Regions from separate parts of the Homo sapiens genome. Here region 1 is linked to region 2. A link is an interaction called in ENCODE POLR2A ChIA-PET data of the cell type or tissue named here. Cell type or tissue: MCF 10A. All regions are shown on one strand. Each heading gives the region's core, and the rest is flanking DNA. Links, peaks and the distances in the headings are about the cores only.

Region 1 (6,787 bases), core at 415-4,414, 230 kb after region 2:
TGAAATGCAAAAAAGAATGTAAGATCTTGATTTCCTGGTTTTAATACTATCTCAAAAAATAATCATAATGATTAAATGGGCTATTAGACTATTAAACTCACTGACACTCAACAAGGAAATGAAAGAGAGTACAAATGAAAAGAGAATCCATTACTTACTGTCTTATGAATTGTACTGCATCTTCGTATTTCATTCCACCTTCAATTAATGCTAGGGCAACAAGTACTGGAGCTCTGGTGAGGTAAGAATTTTGATAAATAGTTTTTTCAAAATCAGATCTTTGTAAATTTATTTCTCCAAACATTCCCCAACTCAGAAGTATTATCTACCACCCTTCCTATTTAAGTAATACCTATGACAAATGTTGACTTTATATTAAAAAATTATAAGAATTTTTCAAGTTTCTGTATTTTCATTATCAATAGATTTTTACCTAGAATCAAATTGATAAATTCATTTACCTCCCAAGGCCTGCAACGCAATGAACAGCAATACAACAACCAGGTTCTTCACGAAACTTAATTTTCACAAGACTTAACCAGTCATCAACAATCTGGTTGGATGGTGGTGCACCATCATCAAAAGGCCAATCCTAAGTCAGAAGAATATTTAAACATTTTAGATCATTAATATAAACACTGTAGTAATAATTCTAAATTTCTAACATGGAAATGTTTTCAAAAGCATTCTCATTTTAATGTTTAATCAAATCTTATTAAACCCTGTTGTCTACCAAATGTGACTAAATGCTCAATCTTTACAAAAATGTTTCACAACTTCAAATCCTTGCTTAGCTTTTCACCTTTATTTAGAAATTAAGATTCTGCACAATAATATAATATTTGTTTTTAGCTTTTTGAGGTCTATTTATGACTTAAATAGATATTTATTTGAATTTACTATTTGAATAAACTTTTGTAGCACAGCACCATAAACCCATAAGAACTGTTAAATACTTACAAGAACATGGATACCTTCTTTCTCCACAAGAGTAGTGTCATAAGTTGCTTCACATACTCTTACTATTGTGGTAACTCCATACTTCTTAAGTTCCTGGATAAAACGTACATTAAAAAAATCTTAATGTTTAACCACATCACTATAACTCAACATTTTATATTCTGATCATCTCTGATCAGTAAGTATGCTGGTTAACAGAAGATCATTTAAAGAATGCTAGAATCCATTTATGTTTAACACAAAAGCAAATTTTGTTTTAAGTGACAATGCTAGAATATAAAAAGAAAAGTGAATATTAAATACCATACATATTTTTAATAAACTGGAAAAGTTTTCCTTCTTTTGTTTAAATTGTGTGCCCCCTTCATACACTGAAGTTGTTTACAGTCATGGTAATACCGGATTGGGATGAAACATTAACCAAAAGGGGCTAGCAGCAATGCAGACAAAGGTAAATGTAACTAAAGGCATTATTTATAACTAATCGGGTAATCTGACTTCACTCAATTATACTCACTCCTTAAACTTTACTGATTTACATTGAATGAAGTCTTAACTACAGTAAAAAAGCCCACATACCATTTAAAACTACAGGCTTCAAAATGCATTATTACTAATTACATATTACTAATATAATATACTATTATATACACTATATAGTATATATTAGTGTATATATAATATATAGTAATAAAAATTAAAGTACCATTAAAGTATTTCCCAGCCAGGCGTGGTGGCTCACCTGAGGTCAGGAGTTCGAGACCAGCCTGGCCAATATGGTGAAACTACATCTAAAAATACAAAAATTAGCTGGGCAAGGTGGCGTACGCCTGTAGTCTCAGCTACTTGGGAGGCTGAGGCAGGAGAATTGCTTGAACCCGGGAGGCAGAGGTTGCAGTGGGCTGAGATCATGCCACTGCACTCCAGCCTGGGTGACAGAACGAGACTCCATCTCAAAAAAAGGAAAAAAAAGTATTTCCATTATGTTCTGAGAGGCCTATTTGCTATTTCTTAACAACTGTAGGTATTTATAAAATAAAACATGTGCACATCCCGATATATTATTCAGCATTCAATTCCTTTCTCCTAGTAAAAAGAGGCAGGTAGAGTTTTGGCTACATAGCTACCATTAGGAAGGAACAGAATTTGTAGTTGAAAATTGGATTCTAAGCATCAGATGGGGTTCAAGAAAAACCAACTGGTTTATGGCATTAGTCATTAGGTTAAGCAGATATATAAAAAATCCATAAATGGCAACCTTTCCCATGTAAATTTCTTACAAGATAAGTAAGAGCTATACTGTTTTACTGTCCACATACCAATTCAAGCAAACTCAGGTACAATAACTATTAACTCAAGCACATGCCCTTCTCAAAATGTACAAATATACCTCTAACCTATAGAAGACATTGACATTTATTTCTGGGAACTGGAATTGTAGGTATATCATCTCATTTTTTCCAAAGTAGTTTTTATTTTGTTAGCTATAAGTCCCACTATTATATTGCAATCAATTTAAGCTACTAAAACATATCAAATCTTACCTCTATAAATTTGTTTAAGGTCGCATTGGTTGGATTGTGTGTAATAAGAAATCTCATGTTCTTGTATGTGACTTCCACAGGAGCTGGGCGGTTCATTCGAGCCATGTTAATTTAGTTAAAAAACACTCAATAGGGTTATGAAATAATTAAAAAAATTGAATACAGAAATGATGCAAAGAAACTGAAGTCTACTTCAATATACTCCACTTGAAATTCTCAGTGCTTTGAGTATGAAGTTGTAAGTAATGATAAGTGAAATGAACCTCCTAACAAGAAGCAGCAATTCTTCAATCCAGTAATACTGAGGCCAACAGAAAAGAAGTGCACTGAGGTTTACCCCATCCAGGTCAGAACTCTTGTAAAATGCTCTGTGGATTTCAATTCAACACTTCTGTGTCCAGGATAACCACTCTTATGGGGGCTTCTTGGTGGAGCAGTAATCAGTTTCTACAGTTCACTTGTCTGCATAGAGGTCGTGCTGTGCCTGGCAGTAATCTCCACTGCCCTTCAGAAACTCCATAAATGTGTGACCAAGAACACCACAGAATTGCTGTTTAAAAGAAAAAGACAGAAAGAGAGAATAAGTTATTTTCCAATTCAAAAGAAATACATTAGGGTTTTACACTATTTAAGTACACAACTATTTTTCTAAAGCAGGGCCTGAGCCGCTTCATCGACTTTTACTTGAATTGCAAAACTCAAGGGGTGAGTACAGATTAAATCAATCAGCATAAAACAAGCAGTCAGATAGATTAAACTGAAATCCATGATCTATTACCAAGATTCCTCAGAAAAAAAAACCAAACCCATTGTTACATTTTTGTGAAATTCATATATATATTCATATATATTCTATCTAGTTATATTCTCTGTATATATACTATCTATATATAATATATAATTATATGATTCTAATAATTATCCCTTTCGATAGTTGTTTTCTTTACATTGTAATTACATACACTTTATGTTGATTTTTCCAACTAACAAAAACATTTTTACACATTAATACAAACTCCAGATAACTCTGAAGTTATTAGTCTTGCATAATTTACTTAACTCATAAACTGAAACATCTAAGTTCTTTTCCAACTTTATGCTTTTATATCCTTTTCTTAGACTGATTTAAGTCCTATATTTAGAATCTCACTTTATCCTTAACAATCTGTTATCATTCCCATTAAACTGAAGACGAGGAAAATGAGTCTCTGAAAATCAACTTGTTATGTGAAATATCATAAGAATGTATGCTTATGAATCTAAAAAGGAAACAACTCTCATTTATAACTGTAAAGAAAATATTCATAATTTTAATAATGTTCTTTTGTATTTTAAAACCAAAATTTCACATATACAACTCAAAACTGAAATCCAACTCAGAGAAGGCGGACAAAGGGATGTTGAAGGTGGAAGTGGCAGGTCTCAAAAGCAAGGTAACTACTGTAACCAATAAATATAAACAAATATGAATGTATTTATATTTTCTCTAAGTTCCCCCTTAAGAACTAAACCATTTTTATGCCAATATCAAACATTAAACCAATAGTCACAGCATATTTTTAAAATATGTACATGGAAGACACTGATGTTAATAATCAGTCTTCTTCCAAATAGTTTATAAGGTACTTGTGTACTCGGGAGTAAAGAGGGCACTAAGGAAAGTATTAATAACAGGTTAACAAGAGCAGTAATTCATAGTCACTGCCTCAAGCACTTCATGTGTACTCTCATTACCAAAGTGTTTTAACAAAAGGTTCCATTAGTTTCCATGCTTAAATTTAAGCATTTGAAGTCTTAAAATTAAAATTCAAACGATCTGCTCCCATTTCCATTTTACACCTTTAAATAGTCCCATGCTAGTTATAGTTTCTAGAACTTTGCTAAATTTTGAAGAATAATTCTTATGATGATTACTGCAGAAAACATCAAGTCAAAAACCCAGTCTACTTTTCTGGTAAAACATACAACTAGCATTAACAATCATTTATCAAAAGGTCCCATAAAAAAGGTAACTTTCATTATCACAAGTTTGTTCAAACAAGCCCTCAGAGGTTACTTCACCTAGTTGGTCAGCTGGGTTAAAAAATTAAGTGTCTAAATTACAAAGCCATCACAGTTACAGTGAATACAGATTGTAGTAATCTGAAAATAATTTCATTATACTTTCACCCCAAATTCTAAATACAACCTCCGTAGAATAAAAAGTGTATTCTGACACTTTCCCAATGACATACAATGATCTTTAAAAGCTTTATAATGACTCATCACAGTATTCTAATTTCTAGGTATTACCTTTTTTTCAATTAAAAGCTAATTTGAGGCAGTATTTCACACCACTATTTCCATATTTAATAGCTAAAACTCCTGTCGGCTACAACCTAGTCTGGCCATATCCCTTCATGTAAGTAAGCACTTTCATCAGGAAGCAGAGAAAGAACTATATTAAGAATTCCCTTCCTGAAATGGTTATTTTTACTGAGTGGAGCCACCTAGTGGATGGGGGGACTCGTCTGTTAAAGCAGTGGTGGCCACCGATAGATTTCTGTTCCGCCCAAGACACTCCTCCATTCCCAATCTCCTACCCACAGGAAAAACTATCCATAATGGGGATTTTTTCCCTCCCACCTATCAGTTGCATTATAATCACAATCATATACAAGAAGGGAGAGGAGGAAAGAGTAATCTCTGTGCAGAAGCTTAAATCATTATTATACTGCAGAGTCAAGCCAATTAATGTGTGTAACTCCTTTGTCACAAACAATTCGTTGTATAGTCTGTTCCACATCTATTTAGGTCTTAGGGCACCTAAGAAAGCATGTGTAAAATGCTGCTCACTCTTGGGAATGATTTAGTTTTCTAGTTTTCAACTGACTGAGTAACAGGAAGCACTGCCTCAGGATCTAGATGTCGGGCAGGTCAACAGTTCCAATCGTAGTGTAAATAACTTAATACTCGTGGACTGGTAGGGGGCTCCGCGGACAGAAGATAAAAAACCCTCAGAATTCCGTCTCTGGTTGGCTACTGCTGCCACAAACCAACAGGAGGCAACAACATATTACACCACAGAGCTCAGGGATAGTTCTAAACAGTCCCCGATTAAAAGGCGCCATCCAGGGCCCTTCCAAAATTGGCAGGGGAAATGTATGCTGGTGCCCGGACGGGAAGTCCTTCGCGTCAGTGTAACTAACAGTAGCCCTGTCAGTTTCCAAGACGCTCCGAACCAGGCCATTTCTCGACGACTGGCCCAGAGAAAGGACAAGACTAGACTTGTTCCCATTATCACGAGCCCGAGGTGGGGCGATAAATCCGGAACAGCTCGAATTACCAGGTGGAGCCTGGGAGGAGGGCGGGGCGGACGGCCGAAGTTCTCACCTAGCAGAACCCCACTCTGGCCCGGGCAGGGGTGCAGCTCGCGGAATGCCCCAGAGGGCCGCCGCCCCGCGCACGCGGCTGTGTGCGCCCGAGCACGCCCGCTGCGCCCCCTCTCCGCGCCGCAATCACGGGTTCGCGCCGCGCCTTCAGTCAGGCGCGGGCGCCGAGGCCATTTTGTCTGAGGCTCGGGTCCCGGCCGTCGAGCACAAGAGTGTAGCTGCACCCAGTGGCTGTCCCGCGCCCACCCCGGAGCTCCGAGAAGCTCTGGAACCAGATCGTTACCACCCGTGCCTGGCTGTCCGGCCTACCCCACGCCCGCCCGGATCTGGAGGCGAACCCGCCACCGCCGCGCCCTCCCCGTATCCGGCTCCGCAGTGACACGCGCAGCCCTCGCCCCACCCCGGGCCACGTCTCCCGCTCCCAGTGCAGCCACTCTCCTCCGGCCGAACAAAGAGGCCCCGGGACGCCGCGGAGCCTGCCATGCCCGGACGGGTCGCGCCAGACCAAAGGGCCAAGGGCGGAGGCGGCGGTCACAAAGCGGCTTTTGTGCCACCCACCCGGCCCGCTGCGGAAGCCGAAACTGCCCCCGGCCGCCGCAGAAGCCGGACCGCGCCGCCCCCGTCGCTCCGGGCTCGGGAGGGACTCAAAAGCCGGTGCCTCCGGCGGCCAACCGCCACCCCGCAGCCCCGAGGGGCCCGGCATCTGCCTCCGCACAGCCGGCCGCAATCGGCCGGCCACAGGGCCATAACCCGCCCGCTCCCACCCGGGACCCACCGGAACCGCAACCCGGGGCAACCTGGAGGAGACGCCGGGCTCCGAACAAAGGCGACAGCGGGGATGGGGGGCCGGTCGTGGATTCCCAGCCCGAGAGGCGACGATGCGACGGCTACTCACAGGAATATGTTTACTCA
Region 2 (8,668 bases), core at 2,759-6,758:
ACCACAATTCAAATGCTCAACAGCTGCAGGTACCACTAGACTAAGAAATGCTGAGCATTTGACAGATCCATTCCTATGGGTCATGGTTATCATCAGTCTTCATTATTATTCTCAAACTTCAAAAGTACTTATTTTTGATAGTAAAAATTATATCATGAAATTGCACTGATAATGTATTTCCATTAGCTGTTTAAATATCACACCATTGCCTTAATGAGTTACTCATAAATTGCCTTACATTTAGATTTCTGCATAAGCTTAATTCATTGTTAGATTTCTTGATATCAAAGTTCTTATTTTCATCCTTGACCAAAGTTTGGTCCTCCAGCTCTCTGTCTAATCTATGATTCACACTTCATCAACAGAATAATATTTCTAAAAAGCAACTTTGATCATTGCCCAACTACTTTAGGATAATAAAGAAAATATATAGTTCTTCATGATTTGACCACTGTCTATCTTGTTTCATTTCCTTCCACTCTCACTTTTCTTCTTCATTCTAAAATTTGCAGACTTCATAAGTTCCCTGAGTATGACATGCTGTTTTGGTCTTCACACCCTAGAACATGCTGTTTCTTCTGCCTGAAAGTTCTTATACCAGGCCTCAACTTTCAGTCCAGTTCAGCTGAATAAATGTATTGACTTCACACTAATCCCTTGAGTGACTAGTGCTTTTTTATCTTTGTGTCACCAGCATCTAGCACAGGTTCTGACAGTAAAATACCATATATATGAGATACGTATTTGTCAATCTAGCCTAAATGTAACCTTTAGGTAGACTCAGTTGTAAATTATTAACAGGAAGAAATATTAAAAGCAAAAGATAGTCATTCCTTTTCTATTTTAGTATTAAATTTAACTGAATTCTATTTTCATAGTTTTTAATGCCAACATTGAATGATGGTCAGTATTTTTATTCTGTTTCAACTCCAGTACATTTCATTTCCCTCAATCACCCTCCCCATAGTACTACTGAAAGTGATATACCTGAGAGTGTTATTATCTCAGGGACACAAATTATAAAGTTTTCATTAGATTAAAAAATAAGTATAAGAAGCAATATGTCTCAAAAGTCCCTACTTCACATTCTGGTGAGTTTTGAGAAAATTACATTTAACCTATGCCACACATCCCAGGGAATAAACTGATAAGATTTTAATAAAATATCAAAACAAAGTATTCAGCTTCACACAAATATCTTAGTTTAATAGTCATAATAAACTGATAAGATTTTAATAAAATATCAAAACAAAGTATTCAGTTTATTCACACAAATATCTTAGTTTAATAGTCATATAAAACAAAGATATACAAGCCTTTGATAATAAGCATCATTTTTCCTAAATTATTTGCTGTATACACAATTATAAACAGACATAAGAAGCTCTTTTAAGTGTTACATACCAGAGTGAGTATATTTCTTAAGGCTTGTAAAAATTCTAATTTTACAGCTTCCCTGGAGTTCCAACATCTCTTGAGAAGGAAACAACATAAGCTCTTATTTCCTCAACCGAGCTGTCCCCAACCAATAAAAATAGATCCTAGGAACATCCCTTAATCTGGTGACATCATCCATAAAAGACAGGAATGGGGTGTCAAAATCCCCTTTCTATTTTCTGTTGTCCTCTTTGGGTAAGGAGATTTAAAAAACCAGTGGAGACTTATGAAGGAAACAGTACAATGAAAGAGAAGAGTTCGATACAAGAAGCAACCCTCAGTTAAATTCTATTTTGTTCACACTGGCCCTTGAACTTCATCTAATTTTACCATTTCCTGTTTTTAATAAATCTCCCTACACTTTCACACCAATTGAATTCCATGTTTTTATTACTTAAGAAGCATCTCAGCAAAGAAATAATGAACATTTCTTTTAGACAATTATTTTTACTTAAAGAAAAGCTCTGGTCACTCACCAATGATGATAGAAAACTGACCGATTTCCTTCCTATTTCTTGACTTTCCTAGCCCTGACCTGGGGCTTTGGCTCAGATAAAGGTGCAGGATTAGAAAAGCACAGTTTGTTCAAAGGTGTGAGCTCCTCTCTAAGTCATATCCAGGTTTTGGATGCCAAATCATGTTTACGAGGCACCTGAGTAAATACTTTGTTTGGCTGCCAGTAATCTTTTCTATTTCTAAAATTAAGTTTCAAAATATAGGGGTTTGCTTTTTAAGTAAATTATCCATTATGTAGAAAGAGTATGCTAGTGAAAGGATTATATAGAAGATCTCAAAACACTGCATTTCCTTTGTTCTGGTTTTGAAATTTCCTGTTGAGTCACTTAGTTGCTCAATGCTGAAGGGCACTAAAGTATAATTAATGTAATAGTAAACAGACTATCTGGCCAGATGCATCAGCAAAACGTAACCCTCACTTTACAAATACATGTACAGGTTTATTTTAACTGTTTGGTTTGGGTTTTTTCACAGCTATTAATATTACTCAGCCAAGGTTCAGTGGCACAGATGCCTTTGGATACACCTCATTCCTGGCTTATTCACGGATCTCAGACATCAGCTTCCATTATGAATTCCACCTGAAGTTTCAGCTGGCAAACAACCACTCAGCACTGCAAAATAACTTGATATTTTTTACTGGACAGAAAGGCCATGGTAAGATTAACTGAACCCTCTAGGACTTGCCTCGCTCCTTTAAGAATACTTTAGAGATTCCTCAGGGACACTCTAATTGGCTGTGGTAAAAAAAAGACCTTTGCCTAGATGCAGCCTCCTCCTGTTTTCTGCCTTGAGCATGTTCGCTGTAGTCCAAAGTACTTAGCAGTTCCCTGATCCTTTCTGAAGCTCTACTTTGCATCAGGGCTACTGTATTAGTCAGTTTTCATGCTGCTGTAAAGAACTGCCAGAGACTGGGTAATTTACAAAGGAAAGAAGTTTAATTGACTCACTGTTCAGCATGGCTGGGGAGGCCTCCGGAAATTTACAAGCATGGTGGAAGGGGAAGAGGAAGCAGAGTACTTTCTTCACAAGGCAGCAGGAAGACGTGCCTAGTAAAGGGGAGAATTTCTCCTTATAAAACCATCAGATCTCCTGAGAACTCACTCACTATCACGAGAACGCATGAGGAAAACCACCCCCATGATTTAATTACCTCCACCTGGTCTCTCCCTTGACACCTGGGGATTATGGGGATTACAATTCAAGATGAGGTTTGCGTGGGAACACAAAACCTAACCATATCAGCTACCTTTCATAATCAAAAGAAAAAATTCCTACAGGCAAACATGAGGACAGGGAAGGTGACCAAGTCACATGGGAAGTAAGTTTATTGATTTGTCCTTTCCTCTGTTTCTTTCTGTTTCCATGTCTGAAGAGAGAAGGGAAATTCTCATTTTTCCATGTGTTATAAAATGGAAATGGTTGTTGCCCTCAAAGAAAACCATTCTAAATTAAAGGAGCAAGAAATTAAGAAAGTACTCAGCCTGTAACAAAGTACTCTAGTGCCCTGGAATTGGTGGGAAATCAACTTATAACTTACATTTGTCTCTCTTAAGTAGAAACTAGTTATGCATGTGCTAAGTCAAGGAAAATTACCTATGTTTTACTTTTAAGTCTGCAATCAACAGTTAAGCAATTAATCACCTAACTTCTCTGAGTTCAGTGTTTTCATCTGTGAGATCAACATATTGTAACAGAAAAAGACCTTTCTCTCAGCTGTCAGTGGTTCTACGGTGCTAGGGTAAATAACATATTCTGTTTTTTTCAACTCAATCAGTGACTGTCTCTTAATACCAAACACTCTTTTCTGTATCAGCATATGTCTGAAAGGAGCCTACACCCCAAATGAAATGTGGTATTTCAGACTCCCACCATGTCTGCTAGGATGGGGTACTCTATCATGTAAAGTACTATTCATTCTACCTCCAAAATTTGTTTGAATCTCTTCCCCATCCCTATGCTGAAACCTCATGACCTCTTCCTGACTGGTCTCCCTACTGATTTCCTGCCTGCAATTAATTATCCACATTGTAATAAGAGTTAGCCTCTTAAAAGGTTTATTAGATCATGTCTGAACCTTGTTTAAAACCCATCTGTGGCTTTTTACTGCACTTAGAATGCAATCCAAACCTCCTTATCATGTTCTCAAAGGGCCTTCAGGATCAGATCCCAGTCTGCATCTCTGAACACAACCAGGCCACTCTCACTATCTCTGTGCTTTTCTCCTACAGCTCTTCTTCCAGTGCCTTAACCACCAAGTGCTTTCCTGTCTCAGAGGTTTGGTGCATGCTTTTTCCTCAGCCTTGACAGGAAATAGCTATCATAGTGGTCAAGGGAGCAGGCTCTAGAGACTGGTGATGTAGACATGAATCAGTCTCCACCATGTGCAAATTATGTGTCAAGTTACTTAATGTCTTTGTGCCTCTATTTTCTAACCTATCAAATGAGTATAGTAACAGTGTATTTCCTTACAGCGTTGTGAGGAATAACGAACTTAATACATGGGAAGCTCTTAAAATATTGTTGGACTCGGCCAGGCGCGGTGACTCACGCCTGTAATCCCAGCACTTTGGGAGGCCAAGGTGGGTGGATCACCTGAGGTCAGGAGTTTGAGAGCAGCCTGACCAACATGGAGAAACCCCGTCTCTACTAAAAATACAAAATTAGCCAGGCATGGTGGTGCACACCTGTAATCCTAGCTACTTGGGAGGCTGAGGCATGAGAATCGCTTGAACCCAGGAGGCGGAGGTTGCAGTGAGCCGAGATTGCAGTGTTGCACTCCAGCCTGGGCAACAAGAGCAAAACTCTGTCTCAAGAAAAAGAAAAAGAAAAAAAATCATTGTACTCAATAAACACGGTAGTGTATCTTTTCTCAAAAGGGCCTTCTGTAGCCACCTTCACCAAAGTAAGTCTTGTCCCACCCCATCCAAGTTATTCTCTACCTCAGCTTCTTATTTACTTCCTTCATTGCCATTACTTTAATTTAGTATCCTTTTATTTATTTTTAATATAGTTGTTTCTTGTCTGTTTTCACTAACAGAATGGGAGCTTTACATAGAAAGAGATCAAGTCAGCCCTGTTCAACTTTATACACCCATGCTTAGCCCAGTGTCTGACCATAATCAGTATTTAATGAATGAATAAAATAACCACAATAAGAACAAATAATTGCATGAGATATAAGTCCACAACAGAGCTTCACAAGGATTCCTAAAGAGTGGTCATTCTTAGGGATTCTCAGTTCAAATGCTATGTCCTCTATTAGTATTTCCCCAGCGGTTCCCCTCCTCGCAACTCTTCCATCAATTCCCCTTTGTCTGAGCATGGACAGCCTGTTCTGCATTAGGATGTGGAGCCTTTGTTACAGGCTTTGGCTGGCTGCAAAGTTCTAAATTTCTCTTCTCACTTATAGAAATGGTGATTTATCACTGTATCACCCACAAAGCTTCTCTCCAATGGTTTTAATAAATATCTATGAATGTGCCCACTATAGCGCAGGAAGGGAAATAAAGAATTCCTACTCCTAACCCTTTACTCTGCACACCACTTATCATATATTTATCAATTAAACCCTTCTGATTTGAAAAAAAAAAAAGCCTGGCAAATGAAAACTTCAAATGAATATTGCAGACCCTAGGTCTGTCTTGTTTCAAAACAGATATTCTAAATCCTGATAGAGTCAAATAGGGAGAACCCAAGCAAAAGACAAACACCTGGACCATGATACTGAAATACTGCCACCAAAACCCTTTAGTACGCATCTACCAAATTCTCCTTCAAAATCTTTAACACACACATAAAAAATATAAAGCAATGTTTTAGCCACCTCATTTCTAAATTGTGAAATCTTACATGTGACATTTTCTAGTCCTCTCTAGTATTTTGCTTTGTATGCAGAGGAATTAATGCTAATTCTACATTTGCATTTATAGGTTTATTGCATGGTTAAATAAAGGTTAGATAACAGATTGATAAACTGTGAAGTTCATTTTCTAAAAACTGAAAATGAGAGCTCTAAAACATACAGTTGCACATTGCACCACATGAGGGAGCAAGAAGACCAGCTGAAAAATACAAATCATACTAAAGAGCTTTTTCTTTAAATGGACACAATAATTGTACATATTTATGGGGTATAACGTGATGTTTCAATATACAATATATTGAATCATGTATATTGAATATATACATATTGTGTAATGATTTAAGATAGAGTTTCTCCAAATAAGAGCTCTTCACACATATATTAAAATAACATGAATGTGCTTGTTAAAACTCTAGTTCCCAGGCCTTCTTGAATCAAAAATTAGAATAAAATAAAATAAAATTTTATCAAGAATCTTAGGTGCTTTTTATGCAACTAATATTTGTTTTTTTTTTTAATTTTACTTTAAGTTCTGGGATGCATGTGCAGAACGTGCAGGTTTGTTACATAGGTATACATGTGCCATGGTAGTTTGCTGCATCTATCAATCTGTCATCTAGGTTTTAAGCCCCGCATGCATTAGGTATTTGTCCTAATGCTCTCCCTCCTCTTCCCCTCCTTATGCAAGTAATATTTGAAGGCAACTACTGAAAATCTCCAGGAGCCAGCTAAATTAGACCACATGCAAGTATGGACTAAGGTATGTAATTATTGGCCATAATATCATATATAGGGATTATTCATCAATTTATATAGCATAAAGCTATGAATTAAAGAAGTGAGTCTTTTAAAACATATCGTTATTATTAACCATACAATTTACAATTATCTATTCTATAGAAGAAATGACCCAAGTCAATGTTATTATAGTAGTACATATACATTTAGATGTTATTGCCTAGTAATATTGATCTTTAACCTACATATTGGTTGTTACTATAAAAATCACCATACCATATGCTGCCTTTATCTTCCTCAGGTGAAGAGATGCACAAAGTCCCAGAGTTTATAAAATAACTTGAGTAAGCCAACCTCTAATTTCTGATATGTCCATAAAAAAGCAAGGGGACAACACTGATGATAGTCTTCTCTGAGTCTTTCAAAGCTGAACACTCATTTTGCAAATACTGCCACCAAATACTGCCACCACCATTGAGCTCTCTGGAAATATCCTGTCAAACACTTCATCATGAAAATGTCCCTTTGACTTATGATTTTTACCTAACCTAAGCCTCTTCCTATGCTTCTGCAGTCATATTTGGTGTTTTCTTCATTAGCTTCTCTTCCTTTCCTGCCCTCCACTCTCTTGTAATGTACATCTTAGAGACTGGCTCTTCTAGAACCCACCCTATATATCCCACAGTAGTCCACAGATGAATACATGACTTCCCCTCCTGTATCCCTTCTGTTGGTAACTGTTATAAACATTCTGCTTCAGCCAGAAACCCAGGAATCATCTCAATTTTTCCCTTTCATTCATTTGGACAAATATTGGTTGGGCACCTAGATAAGGCCTTCTTTTAGGTGCTGGGGAAGCAGTTATTAACAAGACAGACGAGGTCCTGGTCTCTCTCCATTTCATCCCCCATGTTCTATGAAACACAAGATCTCTCCATTTTACTTTCCAGTTACTTTTTGTTTTTTTCTCCTTCTTTCTATTCTCATTGCTCCTGGCTTCTCTGTCACACACTATTGCAATAGCAATAGCCTCATTTCTAGTCTCTCCGCTCAGTCATGTCCTTCTTCCCCTCTATTCTCCTCTTTGTTACATGGGATGGTTCTAACATACAAGTCCAAACATTTCTTAGCTAATCAACATGTTTCATCATAGCATACCACCTAAGCTCCTCTGCATAATATACAAAGACACTTATCAAGCCCCTACCCATTTGCACAATCTCCTTTGGTTTCATTCCACCCCATACTTGGCAATATTAGCACATGTGTACATCCTGTGTCATGTGACTGTGTCCCCCACTTCTGTGCAGGCTGTTCCACCTTCCTGAGCCACCCATGCTTCATAGGCATGCCTCCAAAACACTGCCCTTTAAGTCTCAACTCAAAAGATCATTCTTCTTTGAGTCTTTAACTCTTCCAGAAATTTTTGTTTGTTTTTTGAGACGGAGTCTCGCTCTGTCACCCAGGCTGGAGTTCAGTGGCAGGATCTTGGCTTACTGCAACCTCCATCTGCCAGGTTCAAGTGATTCTCCTGCCTCAGCCTTCTGAGTAGCTGGGATTACAGGCACCCACCACCACGCCCAGCTAGGTTTTTTTGTATTTTTAATAGAGACGCGGTTTCATCATGTTGGTCAGGCTGGTCATGAACTCCTGACCTCAGGTGATCCACCCACCTCAGCCGCCCAAAGTGCTGGGATTACAGGCGTGAGCCACTCCGCGCCCAGCCTCTTCCAGAAAAATTTAACAATTAATCTCACTGCAGTTCATTGGTAACAATTCTCATACCTTTTAAAAACTATCTGGATATCTTGCAAACCAGAACCACTACATTCCTTTTATATCAATAGTGGCTGTCACATATAAATACTCAACAGTTTTTTAAAGAATGAATATAAAAATGCATGGTCCCTGATGTGGTAAAACTTACAATCAATTTAGAAAAGCAAAACACAGGTACTTAAAGTTTTGTTAATTAACAACACTAAACCAGGAACCATGTCTGGCACACACAACCTCTATCACAATGTCTAATACGTATCTGGAATATAAATAGCACTGAATGCAAAGATATACGTAAGTGATAGAAAACGTGGAAGTCAGAAAGTAGAAATC

The links. ChIA-PET counts read pairs that join two places held together with the same protein. Peaks named below come from ENCODE experiments on the same cell type or tissue, not always from the same donor. Only the 100,000 strongest peaks of a DNase experiment are listed, where the experiment ranks them.
Region 1: POLR2A ChIA-PET joins it to region 2 with 5 read pairs; 5 of 35 experiments call an interaction of 5 or more read pairs at or near these places.

The regions. Positions count from the first base shown.
Region 1 is chr6:63,572,703-63,579,489 of GRCh38, reverse strand. It overlaps PTP4A1 (protein tyrosine phosphatase 4A1), which reads right to left. Exons shown (of 6, transcript NM_003463.5): 1 at 6,771-6,787; 2 at 2,505-3,054; 3 at 961-1,053; 4 at 462-592; 5 at 159-233. The coding sequence starts at 2,609. LOC128125822 reads right to left here. Exons shown (of 2, transcript NM_001415059.2): 1 at 6,771-6,787; 2 at 1-3,054. The coding sequence ends at 2,959. LOC124901228 (translation initiation factor IF-2-like) reads left to right here and starts at 5,922. Exons shown (of 2, transcript XM_047419610.1): 1 at 5,922-5,958; 2 at 6,060-6,787. The coding sequence starts at 5,922. It also overlaps a transcript of LGSN not described here. RefSeq lists enhancers at 5,079-5,814, 5,509-5,878, 5,815-6,550, 6,551-6,787 and a silencer at 6,419-6,548. In MCF 10A, for the core only: no CTCF peak of the experiment used is centred there; no DNase peak of the experiment used is centred there.
Region 2 is chr6:63,800,132-63,808,799 of GRCh38, reverse strand. It overlaps EYS (eyes shut homolog), which reads left to right. Exons shown (of 43, transcript NM_001142800.2): 37 at 2,428-2,610. It overlaps SCAT8 (S-phase cancer associated transcript 8), which reads right to left and starts at 1,964. Exons shown (of 2, transcript NR_157848.1): 1 at 1,914-1,964. RefSeq lists an enhancer at 8,585-8,654. In MCF 10A, for the core only: a CTCF peak has its summit at 5,994; DNase peaks (open chromatin) are centred at 4,309 and 5,999.